Regions from separate parts of the Homo sapiens genome. Here region 2 is linked to region 1. The links are chromatin loops, found by intact Hi-C in ENCODE. Cell type or tissue: MCF 10A. All regions are shown on one strand.

Region 1 (8,000 bases):
ATCAGGAAATAGTTCATACTGGGGAGACAGAGGACATCAGGAAAACTCCAAGGAAGCTTTTTCATTGATAACTCAGATTCTACCAGAAATCATTGTTCCTTTTATCCTCTTTCTATAGAACCCTTTTATTTTCTCCAAAGAGAAAATGGCTTTATTGATTTTCTAATTCTAAAAGTAATACATGCTCATTGTAGAAAATAAAGATGTATACGTACATACCATTGACTATTACTCAGCCATAAAAAGGAATGAATTAATAGCATTCGTAGCAACCTGGATGGGATTGGAGACTATTATTCTAAGTGAAGTAACTTAGGAATGGAAAACCAAATATCGTATGTTCTCGTTCATATGTGAGAGCTAAGCTATGAGGATGCAAAGGCATAAGAATTACTCAATGGACTTTGGGGACTTGGGTTAAAGGGTGGGAGGGGGATGAAGGATAAAAGTCTACAAATTGGGTGCAGTGTATACTGCTTGGGTGACGGGTGCACCAAAATCTGACAGATCACCCCTAAAGAACTTACTAATGTAACCAAACACCACCTGTTCCCCAAAAACCTATAGAAATAAAAATTTTAAAAAAAATACAGATAGTATAGGTAACATGGATTTAGTTCTTACAGCATGTAAGGCACTATTCTGAGAGCTTTTTCTGTATTATCTGATTAATTTCTCACAAGAACCCTCCTAGGTTGGTACTAGATTTATCCCTGGATTTCAGATGAAGATACTGACCCCGAGACATTCGTTAGACCATCCAATTACACACAGCCAGGAAGCTGTGGAGTGAGATGTTTACCTAGGTAAAAACCCAGAGCCAGCAAGCTGACATACACTGTGAGATTTACAGAAGAAAGTAAAAATCACTGATCTCCCCATCCACCGAGAAGCACTCTTAGCATGTTCAAGTATCTCTTTCCAGACTTTGTTCTTTGCTTATATAGGCACATTTTTTTTTTCCTACTAAATGTGATCATTCCATACAGTCTAGCTAGTTTACATATAGTTTTGGTCTGTTTCTTCACCATATAGCACAGACACATGTTGTGTCGATAAAGACCATTCTATGGCATCATGTGGTGCCTATTAATCCACTAACTGAGTCAGTCCCCTTTTATTGGACATGAGATTGTTTCCCACTGGATGCTATTTTTATAATGCTTTGGTGAGTATCTTGCATCAGACATTAGAGCATTTATCTCATGAATTCCTTTGGATAAATTCAGAGTAGTAGTTTCATGTCAAAGATAGAAATTTTTTTAATGCAAATATTCTGGGAAGTAACATCAGTACTGAGTTCCCAGAACTTTCGTGTGAATGTGTTTATAGATACTTCACTCCCCAGAAGACATAAGGCAGCCTAAGCTCATTAACAGGGAGAGTGAGAGGATCAATGACAACTTCTCTAGGTAATAATAATAAAATTCCATATCATAGATGATATGTAAATGTAAAGCTCTGGTTCCTCTCCCCAGCCCACAGACTGCCCTTTCCCATGTGATGCCAAACTCTGGTTTTCACCCTTCATGATGAGAAAGATCCCTCTGACGACTTTACAATGGCCTTAATCCTGGGAAGTGGCCAAATGCTGGTCATAATTGTGTGTTGACCCAAAGTTGCATCGTAAGACTCACCAAGGAGGTCACAGTGACCTCCGTTTATCATTTTATCATCTTAACTTCTATCTGTATAGACTGAGAGAACATTCCAGAAGAAAGTGTTTTGTTTCCTAGTGTTGCTGTTCCCTAGTACAGTTTTTATCTTTCTTCCTATTTCTTGGATTTATGTTGACTGCCTACAGCCTACTGAGTGTTTTGGAAGGAAACATATTTAATTCATTTTCTGTTATGTCTGTTATATTTGTGGTGCTAGTTTTATGAAAACCAACAAATGTAAATGTTAGCTTAAAATAGAGCAGAGCTGTCCATGATGATAGCAAGACATATAATTCAGTGGAATAATAAGAAAACAACAGTATTGGAATTCACATTTCCATTTAATTCCATCTTAGTGGAGGACACAGTATATTCTGGGACTTTTAAGCCCCATGGATACAAAAAGAATATGTTCACACAGCTGCTGAGCTTAAGGAGCACACGGTGGATCAGCCTTTACGGCACAGCTTAGCAAGTGCCTCTGAGTAAACAGAAACAGCTCAGAGGGAAGCAGGCAGCCAGGAAGGGTTTCCAGCAGGCAATATTTGAGTTATCTCAGAAAGAAGATAGCCAGACCAGGCAAGGTGGGAAGGAATTCCAAGAACTGTGAATAGCACCAAAATAAGGCCCAGAACCAGGGAACATCATGGAATATCCAGGGAATTACAGTTAGGTCTCTACTGACATAGCATAGGTCTTGCAGGAGAAAGTGCCTTTTAAGATGAGGCTGGCAAAAAGTCTAAGGGCTAGACTGAAGGAGCGTATGTGACATGTTAAGAAACTTGGACCTTATTCCAAAAGTAATAGAAAACCACTAAAGGATACTAATCAGGGAGAACAACACACTGAGATCTTTGTTTTGCGCTGGTAGTAATGAGAAGATTGATTGATAGGTAGACCCTTGGAAGACTGCCAACCTGATTGTTTCTAATCTTTCTCAGCTCACCACTATGGATTCTGTTCCTTTCAGGCTGATTCTAAAACAGGGTAAGCTGAGAGTAGATGCTGGGAAATCAGTTAGAAGACTGGTGGACTAATCATGGGGAGAGCTGCCATGGGTTCCACTACAATAGTGCAGTATCAAGGGGGAGGAGGAGCCAGACTCCAGAGATAATACGGCACAAGACATAATGAGTTTACTAAATGGTAAGTGGGGAGGGAGAGGGAAGTGGAGGGATATGGAAGAGACCGAGAGAGATATTGGGTAAACTGGCTCTTGGAAAGGAGCAGCCCTGATTTGTAACATTTGCTGATTTCCATAGTGTAAATGCTCCCACCATGGCCAATATGAAGCTACTGAGCTGATGTGCCACTTCTAGTCTTGCCCACACAAACCTCCCACACAGAATCTTCCATGCTCTTTCCTCATTCGGGCTGGTTAGAATAAAGATGACCCACGGGGCAACATTGGGAACCCATGTGTTGAAAATGGCAGACCCAATTATGGAAGGAGTTTACGTCTTTGAACCACTGTTTGGAGGGGAACTGCTTAACCAGGATCAGCTGTGTTTGGACATGATGAGAAATATACCTTCATTGTATTTAGCCACAGTATTAATCAGCGTTCTCCAGAGAAACAGAACCAATTGAATGTGTGTATATATACATATATACAGAGAAAGAGAGAGAGACTTTTTTTTTTAATAGAGGCAGGGTCTTACTCTGTCACCCAGGCTGGAGTTCACTGGTGCTATCATAGCTCACTACAGCCTCCAACTCCTGGGCTCAAGCAGTCCTCCCACCTTAGCCTCCTGAGTTGCTAGGACTACAAGTGTGTGCCACCATGCCTGGCTAATTATTTTATTTTTTTATAGAGAGGGGCTTTCACAGTGTTGCCCAGGCTGATCTTGAACTCCTGGCCTCAAGCAATCCTCCCACCTTGGCCTCCCAAAGTGCTGAGATTATAGACATGAGACACTGCACCCAGAATGAGTTTTTCATGTATTAAAAGAAAACACCTGATTTCCAGATTCTTCCTAATGTATAAATTACTTCAAAGCACCCCAAATTAACACTTTGAAGTTACTAAAGGACCATAAAGGATAATATTCTATCCCTAGTAGCCCAGAGGATTTTATTGGCACCTGTTTTTCTACCCACTAATGAATTGTTTGACTTCAAGGGCTGTGCCTCATGATGATGTTCATTAATAACACATTTATTGGCTCATGCCTGTAAACCCAGCACTTTGGGAGGCTGAGGTGGGTGGATCACGAGGTCAAGAAATCAAGATCATCCTGATCAACATGGTGAAACCCCATCACACTAAAAATACAAAAAAATTAGCTGGGTGTGGTGGTCCGTGCCTGTAGTCCCAGCTACTCGGGAGGCTGAGGCAGGAGAATCACTTGAACCTGGGAGGCAGAGGTTGCAGTCAGCCGAGATTGCGCCACTGCACTCCAGCCTGGTGACAGAGTGAGACTCCATCTCAAAAAAAACAAAAACAAAAACAAAAAAACACCATTTATTAATAGCAAAATTGTTCTAAATATAATCTTCTGTATTTTCTAATTTTGTTATAGCTATAAAATACTCTTAAAATGTTGCAGAGAGACTCAAGTGTCATAAATGGAACGAACCGTAATTAATTACAGAGCTAAAACTCTTCCACCCTCACCCAGAGATTTGGTCTCACAGCAATATGTTTCCATTACTACTATACCCTGGGAAAGTTCAGGCTGATGCTGAGTCATCCTTGGTTCATTCTACATTAACTCAGCAAATATTTATTAAACAACTATTGTATGCTAAACACTGTGCAAGATGTTGGAAGCAAAACATCATGTAGTGAACAGAACACAGTGAACAAAACAAGACATAGTCCCTGGCCTCCTGAAGCTTATAGTCTACACAATTCCTCAGGAATCCAGAAAGACTGGGTCAAAACCAAGAGCCATCCACCTTCTGGATTGGGCTGTGTCCACCCGGGGAACCAGCTGAGTCACCCTCCTTAGTGACCTCATCAGCCAACCATCTGTAGAGCCAAGTTAATCTCCAAAGTCCTCAAGCCCCAAAAGTATCAGAAACTAGCCCAGGCTTCCCTCCACATCTGAGTCAGCTACAAAGAATGTTTTGGATTCACCCACCAAAGTCTCATAAAAGTTGAAGGGAATCAGGAAAAAAAAAAAAAAAAAGATTCTAGAATGCAACTACATACTGAATTCACTCTCAGATGATTGGATCCTGTATTTGCATCTGGCTCCTGGGGAGTTCACTGTCTGTGATGAATTCATGAAAAATTAGAAAGGTAGAGTAATGGGGCATTTCTCCTGTGACCTATTAATATTTTTCCTTAAAATTTATAATGCAGTTTCCCCTATTACATTTAACCTTGGAGCTTTAGAAACAATTTCTGAATTTTCTATTTTTTGCATTTTAAATAACATTTTCATAGTATTTGCCTGTGTTAACACCTGCAGGGGGTTTCAGGGTCTCAATCTAGGCTTCCTTTCCTTATTTGTTTATTTATTTATTTAGAGATGGGGTCTCACTGAGTTGCCCAGGCTGGATTTAACTCCTGTGCTCAAGTGATCCTCGTGCCTCTGCCTCCTGAGTGGTTGGGGCTGCAGGTATGAACCACTATGTCCATCTGGACTCTCTTTCTTCTGTCTTAGTTTGGGCCCTCTCTAAAGCCCTGAGGCAAAGACTTGAGTAGAGGTAGTTTATTTAAGAGTTGACCTCAAGAAGCACAAACTGGGAAGAGAGGAACATAAGGGAGGGAGAAAAGCCAAAAATCAATGTGTTAATGAGTAGGCTGCCACCAGAGCAACCCAACCACGGCTCCATCCTACCAGGGACACTCTGAGGAATTATGTAGAAGGCACTTTAGAACTGGCCCATTGAGAGGCAGGGAAATGCGGTATTTTCCCACCAACTATCATCCCTCTTGGGATGAGGATTGCCCCTTGGGGCATTAAGTGCTGGGCTTGCAGGCTGCTCTAGACACAGCTTTTAGAAGCCTCTGTAAATCTAGAAAGAGCCTTCAGGCAGGAAGCAAAGTCAGATGCAGGCCCTTGAGATGGGACAAGGGAACAGGTGTGGGAACTATCCATCCCAGCTGCCACTCAGAGGGGGACCAGGGAGCTGTGGACATCACAGCCTTTGCCTCTACGAGGCCCAAAGGACCATCTCAGCAGCTCTGCTCCTGCAGCCACATCTGCTGTCTCCAGGCCTCACTCCCCCGCAGCCCTGCAGAGCAGGGGCAACGTCACCTTCTCTCCTCACACCTCCATCCTCTGAAGCCAACACTCAGTCCTTTTCAGGGCTTGATGTTGGGGGTGAGGGATTGTCTTTGTTTATTTTTACTACTAACAGGTTTAAATAACAAAATAATACTCTTGGAAACATTACACATTGCATACAAGCCTCAAAATTCTTCAGATAATTTTGTTGTTGTTCCCTGGAACACAATGAGTCAGGCTTGCTCTGCGGGGGCTGAAGTCATGGACCATAGGAACTCCCTCCGCACCCACCTCCTCATGTTTTTCTCTATACCTCACCCTGGGGAGGGAGCTGGAAGGTGAACATAGGGAGCCCATAGAATAGAACTCTGGAGTTTGGATTCTGGAGGAAGTCCAGAGTGTATATGTAGATCCCACCACTACACCTTCCGATCTCACGGGAGAGATCTCCAAAGCCCATGCCCTACCAGGAATCCAGGCAGAACAAAGCTTCCTAGATTCCAAAGATTCTCCTTTTAAAAACTGGACATCTACATGCTTTAAATGTAAAAATGAACTCATTATATCTGGCCAGATGATACAAAAGCTTCCTGAAAGACATCGTGTTCTCATTCTATAGCCTGAAACTACTGCATAATGTATAATTAAATGAACTTGAACAACCCCGGAAAGTATGATGCCTCTAGTGAATCACAGAACTGTCCTACATTTACCACGTTTTAAGGGGAAACTGTCCTTTAAGATCAAGTCTGTGGACCAGGCACGGTGACTCATGCCTGTAATCCCAGCACTTTGGGAGGCCGAGATGGGTGGATCACAAGGTCAGGAGTTCGAGACCAGCCTGGCCAACATGGTGAAACCCTGTCTCTACTAAAAAAAAAAAAAAAAAAAAAAAAAAAAAATTTAGCCAGGCATGGTGGTGGGCACCTGTAATCCCAGCTATTTGGGAGGCTGAGGTAAGGCAATCACTTGAACCTGGGAGACGGAGGTTGCAGTGAGCTGATATCACGCCACTGCACTCCAGCTTGGGTGACAGAGTGAGACTCTGTCTCAAAAAAAAAAAAAAAAAAAAAAAAAAAAGATCAAGTCCAGAAGGTAATGTTTTTATTTGTCAAACTTATTGGCCAAAAAAATAACAATGAAAAACACCAACTAGTCTAAAAGAAAACAAGACCCTCACAACAGCATAAGCTGTCAAATTGACAACAGCACATCAAAATCAAATTTCAGTTCTTAGCAGGTGAAGTGATTTTGTAGTAACAAATTTATGATCTGCATTTTATTTCTCAACCATGCCTCAAAATTCCCACTTCTCTCCCTCTAAGGTCTTAATGTTACTATTAATTATGAAATCTAACCTCTCAGTGACATTCTCATGGTTAATTCCAGCAAAAGGAAGAAAACACAGATCTTACCAATGGGGCAAAAAATAGGAATCTTACAAGACACAACATGCTTGTTAAAACATGTCATGCTCCAACACAGAAGAGGAAAGAAATGTCTTCAGTCTGACATAACTGATCATGCTTTTCCTGCTCCTAGACTTTCTTAGAATATTTTCTACAGTATTATAGGTAGTGTTTTCTAGAGGCACAAATGTGATCAGTCTGTTCTTTTTAATGAGAGTTTATTAAAGTTCACTTTATTTTATTAAATAAAAAATACGACTGCTCTAAAGAAGTTTTAAATGAAGCAATTAACTCATTTAGAACTCATAATAATCTTATGAGGGATGCACAATTATCTCATTTTATAAATGAGGAAACTGAGGCAGGGAGCAGAAAAATATATTTGTTAAGGCCACACAGCAAGTGAGCAGAGCAATCAGGACAAACTGGCCAGGCTGACTCCAGAACCCACATTCTCAGCAGCCTCGCAGAGCAGAGCGGGTGGGTGGACACAGGCCTTATGCATATGCATGCCATGACTCACGTTTGTCAGCAACCAGCAAAGTACTGAACTGTTCCTATGTTGATGTTTTCTTAATTGTCTTAATTAGGGAATTTTTCAGTACATCAAAAGGAGGCTTTTAAAGTAGGTTTAAAAAAAAAGTTCTAAAGAAAAAAGAACAAGCCAGCAGACATGGGTAAGTTCAGTATGGGTCATTTTGAAGGATTAAAATTCCCTGTTACCTATAAAAACCCTCAGTTAAATAAGCGAT
Region 2 (8,000 bases), 200 kb before region 1:
TTAACTTTTTGTGTTTGTTTGTTGGTGGAATTAAAAATGGCAGACCAGATTTTTTTTGGTCACAATCATAACCACTAACAAAGGCTTTAAATCTCGTTTTAAAAAAATCATCTTACCTTTCCCTGATTGCAATTGGAATTCCTCCCAGATAATATGTGCTGAAATCAAATACTTCACCATCAATTATAGTGTTTTGAACGTCCACATTTATCCACATACGCTTTTGGAGTTTTCCAATTTTGATCTGAATCTGAAATAAATGAGAGATGAATCAGCAAGCCAGCGAAAATAAGAGAATCCTATTCACAGGGGTTCAGAACTATCATGTTTTTATTTATCTTCCCCCAGATTCATTTATATACATAGTAGGAAGGCTCTGAGCAGTAGCATTTTTGGATAAAAATATGATACTAAAACATTTTGATAGAAATGTTTGTATTTGAAGTTAACCGTGTTTTATAGATATCATGTATATGTTATACATTTCATGCCGAAATGTGCAAATTTTAAAAGGATATATCCCTCAGTTAACATCCATAAGTTTATCTGGTAATAGGAAGTTTTATTTATTTATTTGGGGGCACTGACTTAATTTTAAAGGACTAAGGACATTTAACGATTCAAGTAAACAGACTCAAAAGGTGTACCGAATGGTCTCTGCCGTTGTTTATGGCGTCTCCAACTCCTCTCTCTTTTGGTAGCTCTGAATTCAGTTTGTATCTCACCATGAGCTTGCCATCTTCTATATTTAGAGATATGAAGCGATCCTAGGACAGAGGAACAATGCAGATGACCAGAAGGCTTGGCTGAAGAAGAGGCAGAGCACTGGAACTCCCGTTACTCTCACAGACCCCCCTGCTCTCAGCTTCAGCTGCTGCCTCAGTGAAAAGGGATAATGGTGCTGCAACAGCAACCTCACGGGATGGGATGATGGTTCAATACTGTAAGTCACGTTAAATGTCACGCACAGTGGTTGGCCCACAGGACAGACACAATAAATGCTAGCTATGATCATGATTTTGTTTCATGCGATCCATAACTGGTGTATAAAGATGGAGACCGAAAAGATACAGATCATTAATATTATTTGAAAATATGAGTGCCTTTTAGAGAGAGGCGAGGTCTTATGCAGACCTCAGATACCTTCCACCATCTGTTTTCTGACTGATTCTTATGTCTCTGTCTCATTTGTTGGTTTATCCCCTTCTACCTTCCATGTCAGTGTTGGGGGTTCCTCGGGGATCCTACACAGGACTCCTTCCTCCCCACACCACTCCCTTTGCCTTGACAATCACAGGCTCTCCTGTAGCTCCAATCCAGGTGTACTGATGGGCCCCAAATTGTTCTCCCCAGCCTAGACCTGTCTTCAGGGCCAAGTCTGCACACGTGATTCCCTTGTTGTTATTGCTTTGCTTGCATGACTCACAGAGACCTCAAATTCAGAATATCTCACACAGAACGTATGACCTACATGCCTCCTACAGGCTGCCAAGCCTGCCTCTTCTTCCATTATACCAGGTGCATGCGCTCCCTGACTCCCAGCCTGCCCCCTGCATGCACGTGTGCAGGGCACACACATACATCACCATGCTTACCTTTCCCTTATTGCTGAGCAAGCCACAAACCTAGGAGTCATTTTTTTTCTTTCTCATCCCTTTATCATAACCTAGGAATCATTCTTGATCCTTCCTTCTCTCCCATCCAACATAATCTTGTAAATTCTGCCATTCTTAGCTCTCTCTTTATGTCATCCCACCTAGTCTCAGCCACAACATTTTTAGCCAGTCCCTGCAGCAACAACCCGCCGGTCTCCCCATGTACCCCCGAAAGTCCATTCCCCCCTACAGCCAGAGCAGTCTTTGAAAATGCCAGTGGGAGCCTGTGACTCTCCTCGGCTGTCAGGATGAAGCCCTGACCCCTACCAGATGCTGCGTGGCATCTGCCTCTCTCTCAGCACTGCCTCTGGCTCTCCAGCCCCGCAGCCACTGTTCCACTGAGTGCTCCCTGCCCTTCCCACCTCCAGGCCTTCTTCATGCCTCTCCCTCTGCCTGGATCCCCCGTCTTGCCTGTCCCCATGTCCTGTTCAAATGCTGTCCTCCTGATCTCAGAGGAAGCATTTCCTTTGCTCAAGTGTCTTTTATGTTGTACATCCTCATTTCACCCCCAAACTTTTCCTTGATACAGCTCTTCACAGTTGTGATGAAATAAACAACCTATTAACAGCATTCCTTTGCATATTCTTCCCCTCTAGATTATAAAATCCCGGAGGGCGGGAGCCATATCTGTCTTTGTCATTATTGCATCTCCATTACGGTGTGAAACATATACTTGAATCAGCTACTTCCCTAAGATAAGCTGAGCAATTTCTGACTTAGGGCTTGAAGGCTTTGCTTTTACACAGTTCCTTAATGATAAGAATGCCTCTCTTTGAGGTCCAGGGACCGAGTTCTTTTCTAAGAGGAAAATCAGTCCTTATCTGGATCCTAAACCTTGCCTTTGGGAGTCAGCTTAGGTTGATCAAACCATAAACAACAGAGTTACACCAATTTACTGAGAGTCATGAGCCATCCTACTTAAAGCAGATCTCTAGGTCATTTCTTATGTAATGGTATTATGTTAAGTTTTCTTATTATATGAGTAGTATTTCTGGTTCTTAGTCTCCAAGAACTTCAAATTATATACAAAGAAGACCTTGTTTTGTAAAACAACTGCCGTGTCCTGAAGATGCTGGATGACTTCTCTGCTCTATGTATCCTTCAGGCTGGCTGGGACCTTCCCAAACCATCAGAACTGGTCCAGCCTTGGAATCTCCTGAAGGGTCCAGACCAACCCCAGAGAGGAGAGTTGGACCGGGTCAGTGTCACCACCCTGCGGTAGAAGACTCTGGTAAAATCCCAAGCTCCTTATCAATCCCATGTTCTCGGACCACCAGAAAGCCTTTGGGCTCATCCACATTTCTTCAGAAATACTCCGTGAGAGCAACTACAGAAGCTCCTATTCACCGGAGGGTTCAACTCCAGGCCGGCTATAGGTATAAAGCAGCAAACATCACGCCAACTCTCCATCAACCAGCAGATGGCGCTGACGATCACTTGTAGAGTGTCACTTTGGACTTTTCTAACCTAATAGATTTTAGAGGGTCCCTAGGAATCTCAGCTACTTGAAAACAGAGAAGCTTCAGTGTCTTGAGAAGGCAAACATGCTGATAAAGACACAATCCCACACAGCCTGGTAAGAATCAGATCAAGACAGAAACAGCAGGAAGTCAGTCTAGATCTTAGAGATCCCAGGAAGTTTTCACATGTTTTGGGTCAGAATAAGTAGATTCTTAGGCAAGCAGTGGTTCTCAAATAACAAAACTGATAATGAGAATAGAACAGGAAAAGGGGAGATTTCTCCCACATTTTGGGGGGCATGTTCTCAAATTCCTGATTATTTGCCCTCATTAAAATAGACATCAATGGAACAGAATAGAGAGCCCAGAGATAAAGCCACACGCCTACAACCATCTGATCTTCGACAAAGTCAACAAAAACAAGCAATGGGGAAAGGACTCCCTATTCAATAAGTGATGCTGGGATAACTGGCTAGTCATATGCACAAGACTGAAACTGGACCCCTTCCTTTCACCATATGCAAAAATCAACTCAAGACTAATTAAAAACTTAAATGTAAAACCTAAAACTATAAAAAAAAACCCTTGAAGAAAACCTATTCTAGACATAGAAATGCCTAGAAATACCATTATAGAAATAGGCCTTTGCAAAGATTTCATGATAAAGACCCCAAAAGCAATTGCAACAAAAACAAAAATTGACAAATAGAACCTAATTAAAGAGCTTCTGCACAATGAAAGAAACTATCAACAGAGTAAACTATCAACAGAGTAAACAGACAACCCACAGAATGGAAGAAAATATTTACAAACTATGCATGTGAAAAAGGTCTAATATCCAGAATCTATCAGAACTTAAATAATTAACAAGCAAAAACCAAACAACCCCATTAAAAATGGACAAAGGACACAGACTTTTCAGAAGACATATATGCTGCCAGCAAGCATATGAAAAAATGCTCAATATCACTAATGATTAGAGAAATGCAAATCAAAACAATGAGATACCATCTCATACTGGTCAAAAAGGGAATTATGAAAAAGTCAAAAAATAATAGATGCTGGTGAGGTTGAAAGTGGAAAAAAGGGAATGATTGTACACTGCTGGCGGGAATGTAAATTAGTTCAATCACTGTGGAAAGCAGTTTGTCTATTTCTCAAATAACTTAAAACTACCATTTGATCCAGCAATCCCATTATTGGGTATACACCCAAAGGAATATAAATCGTTCTACCATAAAGACAAATGCACGCCAATGTTCCTTGCATCACTATTCACAACGGCAAAGACATGGAGTCAACCTAAATGCCCATAAATGGTAAACTGGATAAAGAAAATGAGGTACATATACACCATGGAATACTACACAGCCATAAAAAAGAACGAGATCATGTCCTTTGCAGCAACATGGATGAAGCTGGAGGCCATAATCCTAAACAAACGAACGTAGGAACAGAAAACCAAATACCACACGTTCTCACTTATAAGTGAGAGTTAAACATTGAGTACACATGGACGCAAAGAAGGGAACAACAGACCCTGGGGCCTACTTGAGGGTGGAAGTATTTTTAAGGACAGAAAAAATTACCTATTGAGTACTACATTTATTACCTGGGTGATAAAATAATCTGTGCACCAAACCCCTGTGACATGCGATTTACCTATATAACAAACCTGCACCTGCACCCCTGAAACTAAAAATGTTAAAAAAAAAAAAAAAGTACATTTCCCAGCCAACAGAAAGTACAACTGGGTGGAGGAAAAGGATGCAGGTAACATTTACACATTGTTTTCCAGATCTAGTGGGTCATTTATAACAACCCAGTTATCTCCAAATTGCTAAACAGAATGAATATATTTGGTTGTATCTGGATGCTTGTTATAGATTACCCCGTTTTCTGCAAAGAACAGCAAGCCTCTATCCACGGTGGTCTGAATTGTCTGTCCAAAGGTTGGGATGGGAGCATGTGGTTGAGTTGGAACTCGAGCATAGCCCGTACCTTCAAAATAATTTTTGTCTGACTCTTCCTTCCTCCTGTCAACATTAATCATCATAAATTAGAACACAGCAGCAAATGATCACCATGCCAGTGTGCTTATTAATACAAGATGTTGCTATCTGAAAAATGGAGCCAAGAAAATGCAATCTAGTTGTCATAATTTTGTTAAAGCAGAGGAGACATCTTTAAAATGTTAAGGCAGCCAGCTCTTTCTCCTGGATGTGCTCTCATACTCTGACAATCAAACCCTAGCTCGACAAAGATGAGTAAGATACCCTTTTGGAAATGTCTGCTTAGGAAGATGTGGTCTGCCAGCTGAAGATTTTGAAATGTAAGAGATTATTAACTTGCAATGTAATTTTATTCTGAATAATAAATATTTGGTCCACCTCATATTAGAATATACCATGTCCTTGTAATTGTAGGGAAGGTTAGGAGTTCAAGGCAGCAATTTTCAAAAAGATTGAGGTGGAAGAGTACCAAAAAAGTCATGGCACATTTTATGAACCACTTTTTCTTTTCTTTTCTTTTCTTTTTCTTTTTCTTTTCTTTTCTTTTTTTTTTTTTTTTTTTTTTTTTGGAGATGGAGTCTCACTCTGTCGCCCAGGCTGGAGTGCAGTGGCATGATCTTGGCTCATTGCAACCTTGACCTCCCGAGTTCAAGCGATTCCTGTGCCTCAGCCTTCCAAGAGGCTGGGACTACAGGCACACACCATCACACTCGGCTGATTTTTGTATTTTTAATAGAGATGGGGTTTCGCCATGTTGGCCAGGCTGGTCTCAAACTCCTGGCCCCAGGTGATCTGCCCACCTCAACCTCCCAAAGTGCTGGGATTACAGGCATGAGCCACTAAATCAGGCCTCTAGATCAGGTACCATCTAATATTAAATATTTTGTGGTAGGAGGCACAAAAATTTTCATAAAGACTTTTTTCAAGTGAGAAAACTATCTAGCATTTCATACAAATTAAGAAGAGACTACCATAATTAGATTTTAGGGCAGGACTGCCAGTGTTGCATGCACACATACTTGAAGAACTACTGGCCCAAAGCAACTAGCAACATCAATAGCATCTCACTGGCCCATCCTTTATCATATGTAAAAGTACTGCAAGTTACCAAAACTCCAGTTACAGAGTTTCTGGTTTCTACATTTTATTTACCTTCTACAAGGCTCCACTTCAGTTGTGTTGAGATTGAATGTTTTTTTGAAGTTGTACAAGCTCAGAACATTTTCATTGAGGTCATCTAATTCAATACAACCTTTGTATGGAGGGAAACTTAGTCGACTGGGAAGCTGAAAATGAAATAAAACATCTTCCACCAATTGAACAAAGGACAATAATCAAAATAGTATCAATTAATCACTTTTAACAGTCACTATGGCATAAGGGTTAATTAAGAATGTGAACCCTGGAACAAGATGCCCTGGCTTTGCTATTTACTAGCTGTATGACTGTGGGCAAGTTATTACACCTCGCTGTCTCTGTTTCCTCATCTGTAAAATGGGAATGATCATGATGCTTATTTAAATTAACATACTAAAGCTTAGAACAGTGCACAGAGGAAGCACTCAATAAGTGTTAGCTAGTATCTCTAGAATGTGCTGTAAGAATGTGCGGTTAAATCCATTTTATATGTAATTAACAATTAGAGACATGAGGTCATCACCATACCAAATTAAAATTTTAATATTTAATTCAGTGAAATAACATTTACACTTACTTTAAAATCAGGTGGGTAACCTCCAACATAAAATACAACATTTTCAGGATCCAAATTAAGGAGTGTATTGCTATTTCTACCATCCATGTCATAGACTCCGGGTGTTTCTGGTTTACTGGATGTGGCTCCTTTGGTGTAATTAAGCCTTGCAAACTGATAAATTCTGTTTAAAATGAATTTAGATAATAAAGTTAAACAAAAAATTTGAAGAATTCAAAGCCAAGCCACTAAAAATGGGGTTCAGCAACATGTATACATGGAAGTTTGGTGAGCACAGGTACAGTCAATCAGACTTGTACCTCTGAAATTTCACCCGATCCATAACTGCCTCCTTAGTCTCACTCTTGGTCAAGATCTGGTCCACTTGGAGTTCAGCCTCACGGTCCCCCAGGTTGTAGACACAGGTGAGCTGGCCATCCACAACTGCCATGCCGATGTAGTCCCGGGAGGCCTGGAGACAAAGGGCCACCTCAGAACACTTCACATTGTGGTTTCTCAAATTCCCATCCCAAGAGGATGAGGATGCATTTCAAATAACTAATGGGTTTTAGGCAATAAGCCTTGGAGAGACAGAATAAACAAGGTGCAATATTTTATAGAATAATATAGAATGCAGAATTAATAATGTGAGAGCTGTCTCTGCTCATGTTATAGGGCACTCATTTATTCATTCCTCCATTCACTCAATCTACAAATATGTGCCAAGCACCTACCATACAGAGGGCCCAGGTATAGACTCAGCCGTCCAACAGATTTTAGTCTGGTAAGGGAGATAAGCCATTTTGCTTCTCCCAGTACCACACAACATCCTCTTAACACTTTGTGCATGCCTCTGTTGTCACACCTCTATGTTATCATGGTTAGTTATATATGCATCTTTCTTCCCTGCTAGAATGTGAGCGCCTTAAGGTAGAAACAAAATGTTTTAAAATCACGGCATAATATCCATAAAACTTACCATTTTAACCATTTTAAGTGTGCATTGGCATTAAGTACATTCGAGAATAAATTTTTGTTTATCACAAAGCCAGAATGTGACACATAGTAGGTATATGGTATAAATTTGCTGAAGGAATAAAGTAATGTGCATTTTACCACAAAACAAAGCAAAAAATCATGACATAACAAGCTACAAATAAAATGCCAACCTCTTGAAGCA

What was found. Hi-C counts contacts between places; a loop is a spot of excess contacts. Peaks named below come from ENCODE experiments on the same cell type or tissue, not always from the same donor. Only the 100,000 strongest peaks of a DNase experiment are listed, where the experiment ranks them.
Region 2: it touches region 1 in a loop (7-fold over the local background); 3 of 110 quality-filtered maps call a loop at or near these places.

Annotation. Positions count from the first base shown.
Region 1 is chr18:23,716,462-23,724,461 of GRCh38, reverse strand. The region is part of intron 2 of LAMA3 (laminin subunit alpha 3); the gene reads right to left. Among named protein-coding and RNA genes, the nearest start is that of LAMA3, 31 kb to the right of the region's middle. RefSeq lists enhancers at 3,493-3,993, 3,994-4,494. In MCF 10A, no CTCF peak of the experiment used is centred here; DNase peaks (open chromatin) are centred at 4,651, 6,091, 6,548 and 7,731.
Region 2 is chr18:23,913,702-23,921,701 of GRCh38, reverse strand. LAMA3 (laminin subunit alpha 3) reads right to left here. Exons shown (of 75, transcript NM_198129.4): 57 at 7,141-7,292; 58 at 6,842-7,004; 59 at 6,280-6,413; 60 at 5,007-5,151; 61 at 648-767; 62 at 117-250. Among named protein-coding and RNA genes, the nearest start is that of LINC02958, 65 kb to the left of the region's middle. In MCF 10A, a CTCF peak has its summit at 3,072 (motif pointing right); a DNase peak (open chromatin) is centred at 3,071.